4 separate regions of the Homo sapiens genome follow, and all the other regions are linked to region 1. A link is a contact called in ENCODE Hi-C or POLR2A ChIA-PET data. All regions are on one chromosome and are shown on one strand. The core of a region is the stretch at or near the end of the contact, and the rest is flanking DNA. Distances in the headings are between cores, read along the strand shown.

Evidence for each region. A loop is a pair of places that touch in the nucleus more often than their neighbours do. ChIA-PET counts read pairs that join two places held with the same protein, here RNA polymerase II (POLR2A). Pooled maps may share reads with other maps.
Region 2: a loop to region 1 is called in a pooled map, with 3 times the contacts of the local background. The contact joins two enhancer-like sites. A Hi-C loop is called at or near these places in 2 of 50 pooled maps. POLR2A ChIA-PET finds 5 or more read pairs at or near these places in 2 of 52 experiments (WTC11 and activated T-cell).
Region 3: a pooled map shows a loop between it and region 1 (3-fold over the local background). The contact joins the promoter of LSM4 here to the enhancer-like site in region 1. A Hi-C loop is called at or near these places in 2 of 50 pooled maps. POLR2A ChIA-PET finds 5 or more read pairs at or near these places in 5 of 52 experiments (H1, HEK293, PC-9 and 2 more).
Region 4: a pooled map shows a loop between it and region 1 (3-fold over the local background). The contact joins two enhancer-like sites. A Hi-C loop is called at or near these places in 2 of 50 pooled maps. POLR2A ChIA-PET finds 5 or more read pairs at or near these places in 3 of 52 experiments (B cell, activated B cell and naive thymus-derived CD4-positive, alpha-beta T cell).

The regions. Positions count from the first base shown.
Region 1 is chr19:18,043,625-18,046,813 of GRCh38, forward strand. No RefSeq gene overlaps it. Among named protein-coding and RNA genes, the nearest start is that of ARRDC2, 37 kb to the left of the region's middle. Within about 2 kb of position 1,532, at least 35 of the 41 ENCODE cell types and tissues checked have a DNase peak (open chromatin) inside an H3K27ac peak, as active enhancers do; they include B cell and PC-9, where a contact is called at or near this core.
Region 2 is chr19:17,678,627-17,681,815 of GRCh38, forward strand. The region is part of intron 1 of UNC13A (unc-13 homolog A); the gene reads right to left. Among named protein-coding and RNA genes, the nearest start is that of UNC13A, 8.1 kb to the right of the region's middle. Within about 2 kb of position 1,670, at least 6 of the 41 ENCODE cell types and tissues checked have a DNase peak (open chromatin) inside an H3K27ac peak, as active enhancers do.
Region 3 is chr19:18,321,580-18,324,768 of GRCh38, forward strand. LSM4 (LSM4 homolog, U6 small nuclear RNA and mRNA degradation associated) reads right to left here and starts at 1,497. Exons shown (of 5, transcript NM_012321.5): 1 at 1,439-1,497. The coding sequence starts at 1,441. LOC105372300 (a long non-coding RNA gene) reads left to right here. Exons shown (of 2, transcript XR_007067157.1): 2 at 155-418. RefSeq lists a silencer at 1,378-1,557 and enhancers at 1,618-1,837, 2,036-2,638.
Region 4 is chr19:18,303,020-18,306,208 of GRCh38, forward strand. No RefSeq gene overlaps it. Among named protein-coding and RNA genes, the nearest start is that of LSM4, 18 kb to the right of the region's middle. RefSeq lists enhancers at 1,680-2,059, 1,950-2,455. Within about 2 kb of position 1,637, at least 37 of the 41 ENCODE cell types and tissues checked have a DNase peak (open chromatin) inside an H3K27ac peak, as active enhancers do; they include B cell, where a contact is called at or near this core.

The DNA of each region.
Region 1 (3,189 bases), core at 282-2,781:
ATGGAGGAATACTGTCAAACATATATAAAGAATTCCTATAATGAACACCACAAAGAACACAGAGTAGGAATTCACGAAGGAGGAAGCACAAGTGGCAAAGAGATGATCAACATTTACTGAGGATCAGGAAGATGCAAATTAAAACACCAGGTAGATGCCATTTGATTGGCAAAAGCTACAAAATCCACCAATACCAAGTGATTCCCCAAGATGTATTCATGAGAAACTCACAAATGGCTGTGGGAGGGTGCATGCTGCTGACACTTGGGAAAAACCTCTGGAGTTTCCAAGTGTCTCTGAGTCCACAACCCACATGCTCCAGAAATCCGCAAAGAGAAATACCTTCCTGCTCCTGGCCAGAGTGCCGGAGGTAAGCACTACCCTCTCAGACCTGGAGGACCTGCAGGAGGACAGGTGAGTTTTTACTTGGGGTTGGAGAGGGGGCTGTGTAAGTTTCCTGGGGCTAATGTAACAAATTTGCACAACCTGGGGGGCTCCAGACAACAGAAATTTATTCTCTCCCAGTTTTGGAGAGAAGTCTGAAATCAAGATAATTGCCTGGGTTGATTCTTTCCAGTGGTTTGAGATGTTTAAATGAGCTAATACCTGGTACACACTAAACACTTAGTACCAGTGTACTGGGAGAATAATAAAATGCAGGAATACAGCAAAGCATAAAATAAGCATTGATTGTTGATTGGATGAGTGATTAAGACTAAGTGAAGGGCCAGGTGCTGTGGCTGATGCCTATAATCCCAGCACTTTTGGAGGCCGAGGAGAGCGGTTCAGCTGAGGTCAGGGGTTCGAGACCAGCCTGGCCAACATGGCAAAACCCCATCTCTACCAAAAATACAAAAATTAGCTGGGCGTAGTGGCGCATGCCTGTAATCCCAGCTACTCAGGAGGCTGAGGCAGGAGAATTGCTTGAACCCTGGGAGGCGGAGGTTGCAGTGAGCCGAGATCACGCCACTGCACTCCGGCCTGGGTGATGGAGTGAGATTGTTTCAAAAAAAATAAAATAAAATAAAAAATAAGTGGAGGCTGGGCGCAGTGGTTCATGTCTGTAATCCTGGCACTTTGGGAGGCTGAGGCAGGCAGATCACTTGAGGTAAGGAATTTGAGACCAGCCTGGGCAACATGGTGAAACCCTGTCTCTACTAAAAATACAAAAATTAGCCAAGCGTGGTGGCGTGTGCCTGTAGTCCTAGCTACTTTGGAGGCTGAGGCTGCAGTGAGTTTGAACCTGGGAGGCAGAGGTTGCAGTGAGCTGAGATCGCGCCACTGTACTCCAGCCTGAGCGACAGAGCAAGACTCTTCTCAAAAAAAAAAAAAAAAAAGACTAAGTGGAGATGAGGGTTCAGTGCACCCCCATCTCCTGGCCCTGCTGCCCATGAGCCAGACCCTGAGCTGACAGATTGGTGCCCATTTCCTCTTATGGATTGATACGGGGCTCTTACCTCTGGGTTTGCTCAGCCCAGCAGCAGGCAGTCAGAGCCAGAAGTTGTTTGCAAACCGAAACCGGTCTGCGGCTTGGGCCACCTACTTGTGAAACCAGCTGTCGCTGTTTTTCCTCCCTGTGAGAAAGTCCCCCAGTAAAGCTGCGCGGGGGAGGAGAAGGAGGGTGGAGGAGGGCCGAGTAGCTTCCTGGGAGACCTTGGGGTGTGGAGGCGCTGCTCTGGACTTTGGTTTGCCCATCTGCAACTGGGCACCATGGGGAAAGGGGATTGCAGGCTCCTGGCTGGGGAGTTTGGATTTGGGGATGCTGGACAAGTGACTTCACCTCTCTGAGCCTCAGTTTCCTTATCTGTGAACTAGTGAGAAACACATGGCCACCAGAGCTGCTGCAAAGGGGCATGTCCCTCTCTTCATTCAGGCCTTGGCCCCAAATGTCGCCTATTCCAGGAAGCCCTCCAGGACTGCCTGATCAGGAAACACCCTCCCTCTGCTGCATCTGGTCATGTATTCTACTTTATTCATCACACTTTTCAACACCTGATTCCACATTACAGATGCATCGCTTCAGGTGCATAATGTCCTCTGGGTCCCACCTTTGTCCCCAGACCATGAGTCCTACAAGGGCAAGATTGCTCTCAGTTGTCCCCGGCTGTGTCCCCAGACCACAGCCCAGGGCCTAAAGCACAGCAGGCATCTGGGGAAACATTTCTTTTTATCAGCATAAGATTATTATCTGTGAGCACACTCATTAAGCCCCGGCTGTGTACAGGAGCCAGCGACACCACCATGAATGAGATACAAATTCTTTTTTTTTTCTTTCTTTTTTTTTTTTTAGACGGAGTCTCATTCTGTTGCCCAAGCTGGAGTGCAGTGTGGCACAATCTCAGCTCACTGCAACCTCCACCTCCCAGGCTCAGGTGATTCTCCCGCCTCAGCCTCCCAAGTAGCTGGGATTGGTAGCTGGGACTACAGGCTCCCACCACCACACAGTTAATTTTTGTATTTTTCAGCAGAGATGAGATTTCACCATGTTGGCCAGGCTGGTCTTGAACTCCTGACCTCAAGTGATTCGCTCACCTCAGCCTCCCAAAGTGCTGGGATTATAGGCATGAGTCACCGCGCCTGGCAGAGATACAAATTCCTGATGGCAGAGGAGGGAGAGAGAGTGTGGGTGACGATGACAATTGAACTGAGACCCAAAGGAGGTAGGGGAGACATATGGGCGTCTCTGGGAAGATGGTCCCCGGGAAAGCACAGCCTTTAGACAGGCCCCGAGGCAGGAGCCTGTCTGACTCACCGGAGGAGCTTGGAGGAGGCTGAGGTGGCCTAAGTCGATTAAGCAGGGTGGGGAGGGAAGAGGCGATGGTGCCGTGAGACCAAGCAGGGCCTTGAGGTCTGGGGGGAGAACTTTGGCTTTTACTCTGAGGAAGGTGGGAGCCACAGAGGCTTCTAGACAGAAGAAGGACAAGCCGGACTCAGGATACCAGGGTGGGGGTATCTGTGGGGGATAAAGGGAGAAGCGAGGAGACCACAGAGGGGTGCCACTGCTGGTCCTAAGGAGCAATGATAGTCTGGACCAGGGAGAAGGGACCTTCATGAGAAGGGATCGGATGTGGGAGCAATTTTGATGGTGGATGGGTGGAGGAAGAAGATTCAGGGGCACCAGTGTGAGCCCATCTCACAAGGGAGGAAACTGAGACTCTGGGGACAGAGGGATCTCAGTAAAGGAGAAAC
Region 2 (3,189 bases), core at 420-2,919, 360 kb before region 1:
CCAGGGAGCGCACCCACCCAGCACCTCACCCCTGGGACTGAAAGAGGCTCAGGAACACTCAGGAATGTGCCCAGCAGGAGCTTTGGGCCTGGCTCCTGGAGGAGGTCCAGCCTGCAGGCGTGGGGACTCTCTGTGAAGGGGGTGGGCAGGGGAAGGGGCAAGAGGTAGAATGTGACGGGATCGGGGGTGGAGGGGATGCTGACAGAGGCTGAGAAAGGCACCCACAGCTGGAGGGACTCATACAGGGAGAGGAAGGGAGAGGAGAGAGGAAGAAATGATGGGCATGAAAGCAAGAGAGGAGAGTCTGGACAGATGGAGAGAAATAGAGAGACACAAGGAGACAGCGAGAGTACCAGGCATAGAGGCACATGCCTGTAATCCCAGCTACTAGGAAGGCTAAGGCAGGAGGATCCCTTGAGCCCAGGAGTTCAAGACCAGCCTGGGCAATGTAGTAAGATCCCATGTCTAAAAATAATAATTTAAAAGGGAGAGAGGCTGGGCGTGGTAGCCCACATCTGTAATCCCAGCACTTTGAGGCCGAGGCAGGTGGATCACATGAGGTCAGGAGTTCGAGACCAGCCTGGGCAACATGGTAAAACCCCATCTCTATTAAAAATACAAAAATTAGCCGGGCATGATGGTGCACGCCTGTAGTCCCAGCTACTCGGGAGGCTGAGGCAGGAGAATCGCTTGAACCCAGGAGGCGGAGGTTGCAGTGAGCCAAGATCACGCCATTGCACTCCAGCCTGGGCGACAGAGCAAGACTCTGTCTCAAAAAATATATAATAATAATAATAATAATAAAAGAGAGAGGGGGAAAGATTTCCACTAGGGAGGGCAGGCAGGTGGAGGAGACACTGGGGAGAGGAGAGGCAGTTGGGGGAGAAAAGTAGGGATGCATATGGGGGTGGGAAAGTGACAGGCTCTGGGGGGTGATACAAGGGGCTCACTGGGGTCTAGACTGGGCTGGGCTCACTTGAAGCTCCTCCAACTGTGCCCTGTTTTATAAACCATGGATTTAGGCTCAGCGGGGAGCCCAGTAGCTCCTTGATCTGTTCTCTCTCTCTCTTTCCCAATCCCTGTCTCTCATCTCCCTCCTCCCCGTTCTATTTCTCTCCACTCTGGTCGTCTTCTTTTGGTCTCTGTTCTCTCCTTCTCTCTCTCACTGTCTCTGCCCTTCTTGTGCCCCTCCCTTGGTCAGTCCGGCTCCTCTTCCCTAAGCCTCAGCTCCTTCCTGCAGCCTCTCTTGGCTAGAGGGGAATGGTCTCCGTTGGGGTCCTCAGGCAGTGGGGGACCGGCTGGAGGGCTGTACCCTCTGATAGCTGAAGCCAGGCTCCTGCACTTAGCTCCCTGCCGAGGTCCAGGTTGAGGACATCCATGATTTTTCATCACTGGGGCTCCCAGTGGGAGAGGGGTCTCAGAGGGAAAAGGGGACAGGAAAGGGGGCCGAGAGTGGCGAGGGGGTTCTCAGGAGGGAAGGGTGTTCGCGGTGAGGGAGGGGATTCGGGAAGGGGGATGGGCGCAGAGGGGAGGGTGGTATCGGGGGAGAGGCTTGGAGGAGGAAGGGGGCTCAGAGAAGGAACCCAGTCTCTCTCCCTGTCTTCCCCGGTCAGTAAATGGTCCCTGAGTCACCGTCTTCGTCGTCACATCCCGCCACCTCCCCGCCTGCGCCGGGTTGCTGTATCAGGGTCAGCGGGGCGGAAGCGCCACCCTTCCCCAGCGGGCTTCGGGTCACACGCATGAGGCTATTTATAGCGTGGGCGCGCGGAGGGCGTGGGAGGCGCGCCGGCGGACAGGGGGGCGGGGATGAGGGGGGTGCCCACTGCTGTCCCCAGCGACGAGCGGGTGAAGACACCGCGTCATGCGGCCTCAAAGGTCTTTGGGGCCCCCAGAAGCGCTGACTGATGAATGTAGTGGCCGTACCCGGGGAGGCTGAGGCAGGAGTTCAGGCTGCGGGACACCCCTGCAGCCTGGCTTCGCGCCTCCGTTTCTGCATCTGGAAAATGGGGAGACGGAGTGGCTGATCTCCCTTCCCTCTCCTTTCTCCTCCTCTTCTTCCCTCCTCTTCCTCCCTCACCCCTTCTGCAGAATGATTATAGTGTCATTTATACTATTATTATTATTACTGATATCTTTACTGTTTTTATTATTTGGTTGTGTTCTAAAGGTGTCCCTGGCCTGGATTCTAGGATTTGAATACCCTGGATTCTTTTCTTTTTCTTTCTTTTCTCTTCTTCTTCTTCTTTTTTTTTCTTTTCTTTTCTTTTTTTTTTTTTTTTTTTTTTTGACAGGGTCTCTCTCTGTTGCCCAGGCTCCAGGCTGGAGGGCAGTGGTGTGATCATGGCTCACTGCAGCCTCGATCTCCCAGGTTCAAGCGATCCTCCCCACTCAGCCTCTCGAGTAGCTGAGACTGCAGGTGCGCATCACCATGCTTGGCTATTCCTTTTTTTTTTTTTTTTTTTTTGTAGAGATGGGGTCTTGCTATGTTGCTATGGCTGGCTTCAAGGCTCAAGCCATCCCCTCGGCCTCCCAAAGTGTTGGAATTACAGGCGTGAACCACATGGCTGACTGACCCTGGATTCTAATTAGGGGGGACTGCAGTCTTGGGGCACTGGCTCCCTGACCTGCCACGTGGGATGGGGTGGGGAGACAGGAGGTGGAGATCCAGCCGTCTAGGGCTTCTGAAAGCCCACCCGCCCCAGGATTAGCTTGGGGGAAGGGAGGAAGCATAGAGAATCCAGAAATAGATTATAGGAGATTTGATCGTTTTGTGTGTGATGTTGGTGGAGGGCATTTCAGCGGGAGATGGATGGGCTTTAGGATAAAAGACCTCAGCTGTGCTGGTTTCGCATCTGGGAGACACTAAATGAGGACCCTTATCCTCCGTTGACACAAATAGACCAGAGCCAGACTGAGCCTTCAGTGTAAAAAACACCAAGAACCTGGAGTTCCAGAGAGCTTCGGGAATAAGGGATTTGTGTGTGTGTTGTTTACCATGAACCACTTAGAAGTAGGCCTAGCCTATAGTAGGTGCTCATTAAATAGTAATTCACGGAAGGAATGACGTCACCTCCTCCATTAATCCTGGGAGGCTGAGCTAAGAGCTGTCCCCCAGAGGCGCGGGCAGGCGCTGTCCACGGTGCTGAATGCTCGGTCCCACCCGTGTACCCTCAACGAACTAGGCTCCCT
Region 3 (3,189 bases), core at 247-2,746, 280 kb after region 1:
GCCTTTGTAGGACTAACAAATAAGCTACAAGATTAGAAATTACCATTTAGGTAACTTCAGCCTCTGGCTGCAAGAGTCTGAAACTCCCCAAATTGCTCCTTGGGATAACATCACTATTATAAAATCTAAGATCAGTGCTTGAGATATTTTGCAGACCCCGTACTTGACGGATCAGCTGACACTACCCAGACCAGTAATCTGGCTCAACCAGTCCTGCGATCCCACCCAGGAACAGAAGACAGCAAGAAAACCTCACTTCAACACTCCCGTCGATGACTCCATCGACCTCAGGAAGCTCCAACCAATCAGCACTCCCCACTTCCTGAGCCCCTACCCGCCAAATTATCTTTCAAAACTCGGATCCCCTAATGCTCAGCGGAGACTGATTTGAGCAATAATAAAACTCTGGTCTCCTGCATAGCTGGCTCTGTGTGAAATACTCTTTCTCCACTGCAATTCCCCTGTCTTGATAAATCTGTCTAGGAAGACAGGCAAGGTGAACCCATTGGGTGGTTACACACTGACCAGCCGGATTTAGGGAGAGTTCTCACTAATCCACAGTTCTGATGCAGCCACCCCTGGGGGACCCTCCTGGTTACTGAATCTCCCACTGTCTCACAGAGTCTGGAAGTCACATCCCCAACAAGGGCCTTGGTTTCTCTCATTGAAAAAAGAAGGACCAGAAGCTGATGGGCCAGGAAACTCCCAGCTCTGAATTCCTTTTCCGATCTGCACAGTGGGGGACACGGGCACTTTCTAGCCCAGATCCAGAACTTCCAGAATCATAAACAATGGGCCCTGCAGAGACCTGGGCCGCAATTTTTCCTTCTTTGTATTGGGAGGATGTACTTTGTCCACCCCTAGCTCAAAACGCCCCCTTCCGCTGGAATGACATGCTATGTGACCCAAGGAGAAACACCACACCCCAGCACCAGGCCTGCTTTTCAGCCAGAAACCAAGAGGCCTAGGAGGCTGTGCTGCTAGCATCTTGCAAGCTCTGAAATTCCTAAAACTAAGTTTCACAACTCAGACTGGCCCCCTACTTCCCAGCACTCTAGTTTTCAATCAGGGAGGTCAGACTGGGCCCGAAGCGTAAGGGACCCCTTCCCTGCCCAAAAACTCTCTGCTGCATTTGGCGGATCCCCACCTTTTTTTTTTTTACTTCAGTTTCCCCACCTGCAAACTGGGAAAACTAACTAAGGCGAGGCCACTGTACTGTGGATACAAGTCCGTGCAACCCTAAATCCCAGACACGAACGTGATAGAGCCACCTGCAGTCTCCGGCCTCAGTTTCCCAGCCTCGTGCCGGGGGGCGGGACTCGAGGCTCGGACCTTACGTTCGCCCCGCGCCAACCAAGCCCACAGCGCCCGCCCGCAGGGATCCCAACGACTGCTGTTCCCGCCTCCCGGTGAGACCCCGCAGTTGCCCTGCCCTCACCATGGTGCCGGCGGGGACCGGGCTCGCCGGCCACTTCCGCCGCCGCCGCTGCACACGCTCCCGGCGGTCGTCGCCGCGCCGCGCGCCACTAAGCTGAAAGAAAGTGGCAGAGACGCAAGCCAGTCAGCACCGGGCTCGAAGGGCGGTCAACCAATCCACGCGGAGTAGGGCGGGGCCCGCTGGGCGAAAGGGCGGGGCGGGCCGTGTTCCCGCCGGAGGAACGAGGACGAGAGCCGTAAAGTGCCGCGGCTTGTAATGCAAAAGGAGGCGGAGCAACGCGCGCCGGCGCGGGGTGCATTGTGAGGAAATGCGTGCGCAGGTGAAACCTTCGTCGGTCTCCTGGGCTCCACGCTGTGGGCAAAGCCAGTTAATGCCTTTCGTTTGCAGTAGAGAGAGAGAAATCGAGGCTTCGTGGTGATTGGGCCGTGCCTGATGTTGCCCTTCCGACTCCTAGTTTTCTGATTCTGTAATTATCCAGGGAACATCATTTAATAGGTTGGAATCCTGACCACGACCCTCGGGGCCTCAGTTTGCTCCCTGTAAATAGTAGTGTCTGCTCCAAAACGTTGCTTACTGTAAGGATGAAATGAATGAAACCATGTAAAAGCACTTAAAACAGCGTCTGGCACATATTAAGTACTTATTACCTACTCTGTGCCTGTTTCTGCTCACAGAATGAACAAAACACAAAATTCGTGGCCCTCAGGGAGACAGACAGTAAACAAAGTAAATAGGCGAATGCTATTAGTTTTCTGGGGCCTGCTGTAACAAATGCCCACACACTGCGAGGTTTAAAACAACAGAACGTGATTTTCTCACAATTCAAGAGATCAGAATAATGAAGTGAGGTTGTCAGCACAGTTGGCTCCCTCTGGAGGCTCTGAGGACAATCTGTGTGTCCTATGCCTCTCTCCTGGGTTCTGGTGGCTGCTGGGAATCCTTGGAGTTCTTGGCTTGTAGATGCAGCCTTCCGCGTTCTGCCTTTGTCGTCACTTGGCCTTCTCTGTGTGTCTCTGAGTCTCAAATGTATCTCTCCTTTTTTTTTTCTTTTTTTTTTTTGTAGTAGAGACAGGGTCTCCCTATGTTGTCCAGGCTGGTCTCGAACTCCTGGGGTCAAGCAATCCTCCCTCCTCTGCCTCCCAAAGTGCTGGGATTACAGGCGTGAGCCACCGAGCCCGGCCGCTCCTTTTTCTTGTAAAGGACACTCCTTTCTCTTATTAAGTCCACCATAAATTTCAGGATAATGTCATCTCAAGATCCTTAATTACATCTGCGAAGACCCTGTTCTTTTTTTTTTGAGATGGAGTCTCATTCTATCACCCAGGCTGCAGTGCAGTGGTGCGATCTCAGCTCACTGCAACCCCTCCCTCCTGGGTTCAAGGGATTCTTCTGCCTCAGCCACCCGAGTGGCTAGGATTACAGGCACATGCCACAATGCCCAGCTAATTTTTGTATTTTTAGCAGAGACGGGGTTTTGCCATGTTGGCCAGGAGGTGGCCTCGAACTCCTGACCTCAGGTGATCCTTCCACCTTGGCCTCCCAAAGTGCTGGGATTACAGGCATGAGTCACCACGCCCAGCCTCGTTTTTAAATGACTGATGCTATTTATTGACATTATTCATAATATCAAAAGACTGAAAAAAACCCAATGCGACCAAATAATAGAGTAATACAGCTATAAAAAGGAATGAAGACAATCTTCATATACTGACATTGAATGGTGTCTGGATATCTTAAGTGAAAAAAACCAA
Region 4 (3,189 bases), core at 387-2,886, 260 kb after region 1:
TCTCTCTGTGTGGCCAGCAGCTTCTTGTCCACTCGAGACTTGGTTTGACTGGACCTCCTCTTAAATTTTTAAAAAATTTTTAATTTATTATTAGTAGTATCATTTTTTTGAGACAGACTCTCGTTCTGTCGCCCAGGCTGGAGTGCAGTGGCGCTATCTTGGCTCACTGCAACCTCTGCCTCCTGGGTTTAAGCAATTCTCCTGCCTCAGCCTCCTGAGTAGCTGGGATTACAGGCACCACGTGCCACCACACCTGGCTAATTTTTGTATTCTTAGTAGAAATAAGGTTTCACCTCGTTGGCCAGGCTGGTCTCAAACTCCTGGCCTCAGGTGATCCGCCTGCCTCGACCTCCCAAAGTGTTGGAATTACAGTTGCCGCTGTGAGCCACAGCACCCAGCCGGCCTCCTCTTGCTCTGTGGAAAGGAGGTGCCACCTCGGGGTCCTGCACTTCCTGGGCAAGGCCAGCTGGTCAGCCTAGGCCCTGGCAGCCTCCTCCTCCCTGCCCTGAGGCCCCAGCACTGCCCCCTTCCTGCTTCCACCCCTGCTTCTGACTGTTCCAGAACCCTCTGTGGCTGCTTCTCATGTCACTCAGGGCCCACATCCTCCCCATTTCCTGCCCTTCTGTTTGCTCCTGTGTCCCCTGGGCACAGGGCCTTTGCACGGGACTGTCCTCCTGACCCCTGCTGGTCCAGAATGTTCTTTCCCAAGGTGGCTGGCTCCCTCGTCTCTCAGGCCCTTCCTGAATCTTCAGTGTCCTTCTCTCACCTTCCCTGACCACCTCTTCATTCACCTCCTCACGAGCCCGCCCTGTTTCTGGTTTCTTTTTCTTTTTTTTGAGAGTCTCGATCTGTCGCCCAGGCTGGAGTGCAGTGGCGCGATCTCAGCTCACTGCAACCTCCGCCTCCCAGGTTCAAGCGATTCTCCTGCCTCAGCCTTCTGAGTAGCTGGGATTACAGGTTTGTGCCATCACGTCCGGCTAATTTTTGTATTTTTAATAGAGATGGGGTTTCACCATGATGGCCAGGTTTTGAACTCCTTATCTCAGGTGATCCGCCCACTTCGGCCTCCCAAAGTGCTGGGGTTACAGGCATGAGCCACTGCGCCTGGCCTGGTTTCTTCTTTTTACAGCATTTATGCATTTGATATGCATATGCTTGTGGCTGGCTCACTCCTGTGGAAGGGAAGGATTGCCGGGGCTGTGTCACCAGCACCTGGGACAAGGCAAGTGGCCCTAGTGCCAGGCTCGTGCCAGGCCCTGGGCTCCAAAAGAAGAAGGTGGGGAGGGAGGTGACAGGGACACAGGCCATCTGGGGGTGGCTGTCAGAGTAGTGCTGGGAACAGCAGGTGAAGCCCAGAGGAGGAGAGGAGGAGGAGAGAGAGGAGGGGGATGGGGGATGGGAGTGGGGGATGAGTGGAGGAGGATGGAGGAGGAGGGGAATGGGGAGGAAGATGGGGAGTGAGAGGAGGGGGATGGGGGAGGAGAAGGAGAAGGAGGAGGAGGAGGAGGAGAGAGGGATGGCTTCCCACAGCTGCCTCTCGGGGGCCACTGCCCAAGGCCAGCCTCTGCACTTTTGTCCCTGAAGCGGGTGTTTGGCTCCAGGATGAGGTGGCGTCAGCAGCCGACCCGGGCCTGTCGCACTCTGGCGGGGGACTGTGGGCTGGCCCTGCAGAGCTCAGCCCCCGGCTGAGTCACAGCACAGCGCCAGGCGTGGGCCTCCCTAACAGAAAGCAAACTCCAGGCGAGAAGGTCTGGGGGCGGGTGGGGACCATCTACGATAAAGGCAGCCCCAGTTGGGTGAGGAGGGCACAGACCATCGGAGGGACAGAAAGACCTGGAAGCCTTGGATTTAGGAACTAGACTGGTGCTTTTGGTTTCTTTTCTTGTTGAGGGGGCTGAGGATGAGGCTTTGTGAAACCAACCAGGAAGAATGAAACACAGAGCTGGTCCGACACCCAGCTCGAGGGAGGGGGGCCGGAAGCTTCTGGAAGTTGGCTGCCCCTAAGCAGGGGCCACTCTAGCCCACAAGGCCAAGTTGGCAGAGGCAGACGAGGGGACTCTGCGGCTCAAGTCACGGGCCAGGAGCCCGCAGCTGCCGGGCTGGAAAGGTCAGAGCCGGCTCTGCGTCTGGCTGCGCCGGCAAGAAGCCACAATTACGCAGGCAAAAGAGCCCGGGGATTAGCCCCAGCACCTGGGACCCTGAATGGTGAGAAGGCACCTAGGGGGTGTTGGAACACATTCTGAGTTCAGAGCCTGGTCAGGGAGAAAAAACCAAACGGAGATCAGGAAGGGGAAGGGGCCTTCGAGGGCTTTCCCATCCCAACTTCCCAGGATGCCTGACCCCAGAGCTCCTGGATTTGATCCACGCCTCGTGACACACACAACCCCTGGGAGGAAGGAGCCCAGGCCCCTTGGAGAGCCCCAGAGGCCTCTAAGGGCCGGTGAGTCTAGGACATGGGGCAGGAGCTGCAAATGGGGCCTCCCTGCTCCCCACCCTTCCTTCCCTCCTCCTCTAAACATTGCCCCACCCACCTCGCCCTGTGAGCCCAGCCCCCTGCACGGCCCACACTGTAGGGGCATGGGGTGTGCCAAGAGATGCTCCTGTCGACCAGGCGCAGTGGCTCATGCCTGTAATCCCAGCACTTTGGGAGGCCAAGGCGGGAGGATCACTTGAGATCAGGAGTTCAAGACCAGCCTCGCCAACATGGTGGAACTGTGTCTGTACTAAAAATACAAAAATTAGCCGTCTGTGTTGGTGCACACCTGTAATCCCAGCTACTCAGGAGGCTAAGGCAAGAGAATCGCTTGAACACACGAGGCAGAGGTTGCAGTGAGCCAAGATTGTGCCACTGCACTCCAGCCTGGGCAACAGAGCGAGACTCCGTCTCAAAAAAAAAAAAAAAATGCTCTTGTCCAACAGGCAGGTGGGTGCCGTGGGCCGGTGCATCCCAAGGCTTCCAGGCCCGGGCCCCCAACTGCTGCCCCTGCCTGTGTTGAGGGGGCGGGTTTGTGAGGTTCAGGGCAGGCCACATCCTGGACCCCACATGCCCCATCTCTAACCATCAATCAAGTGCCGCTGTGGCGGAGAGGATTCAGGCGACTGCAGATATCCATCCCTGTCCCCCACCCCACACACAAGGAGAACATCCCAGGCGAGGACATTGTAAATGCAAAATCTATACGATGGCAA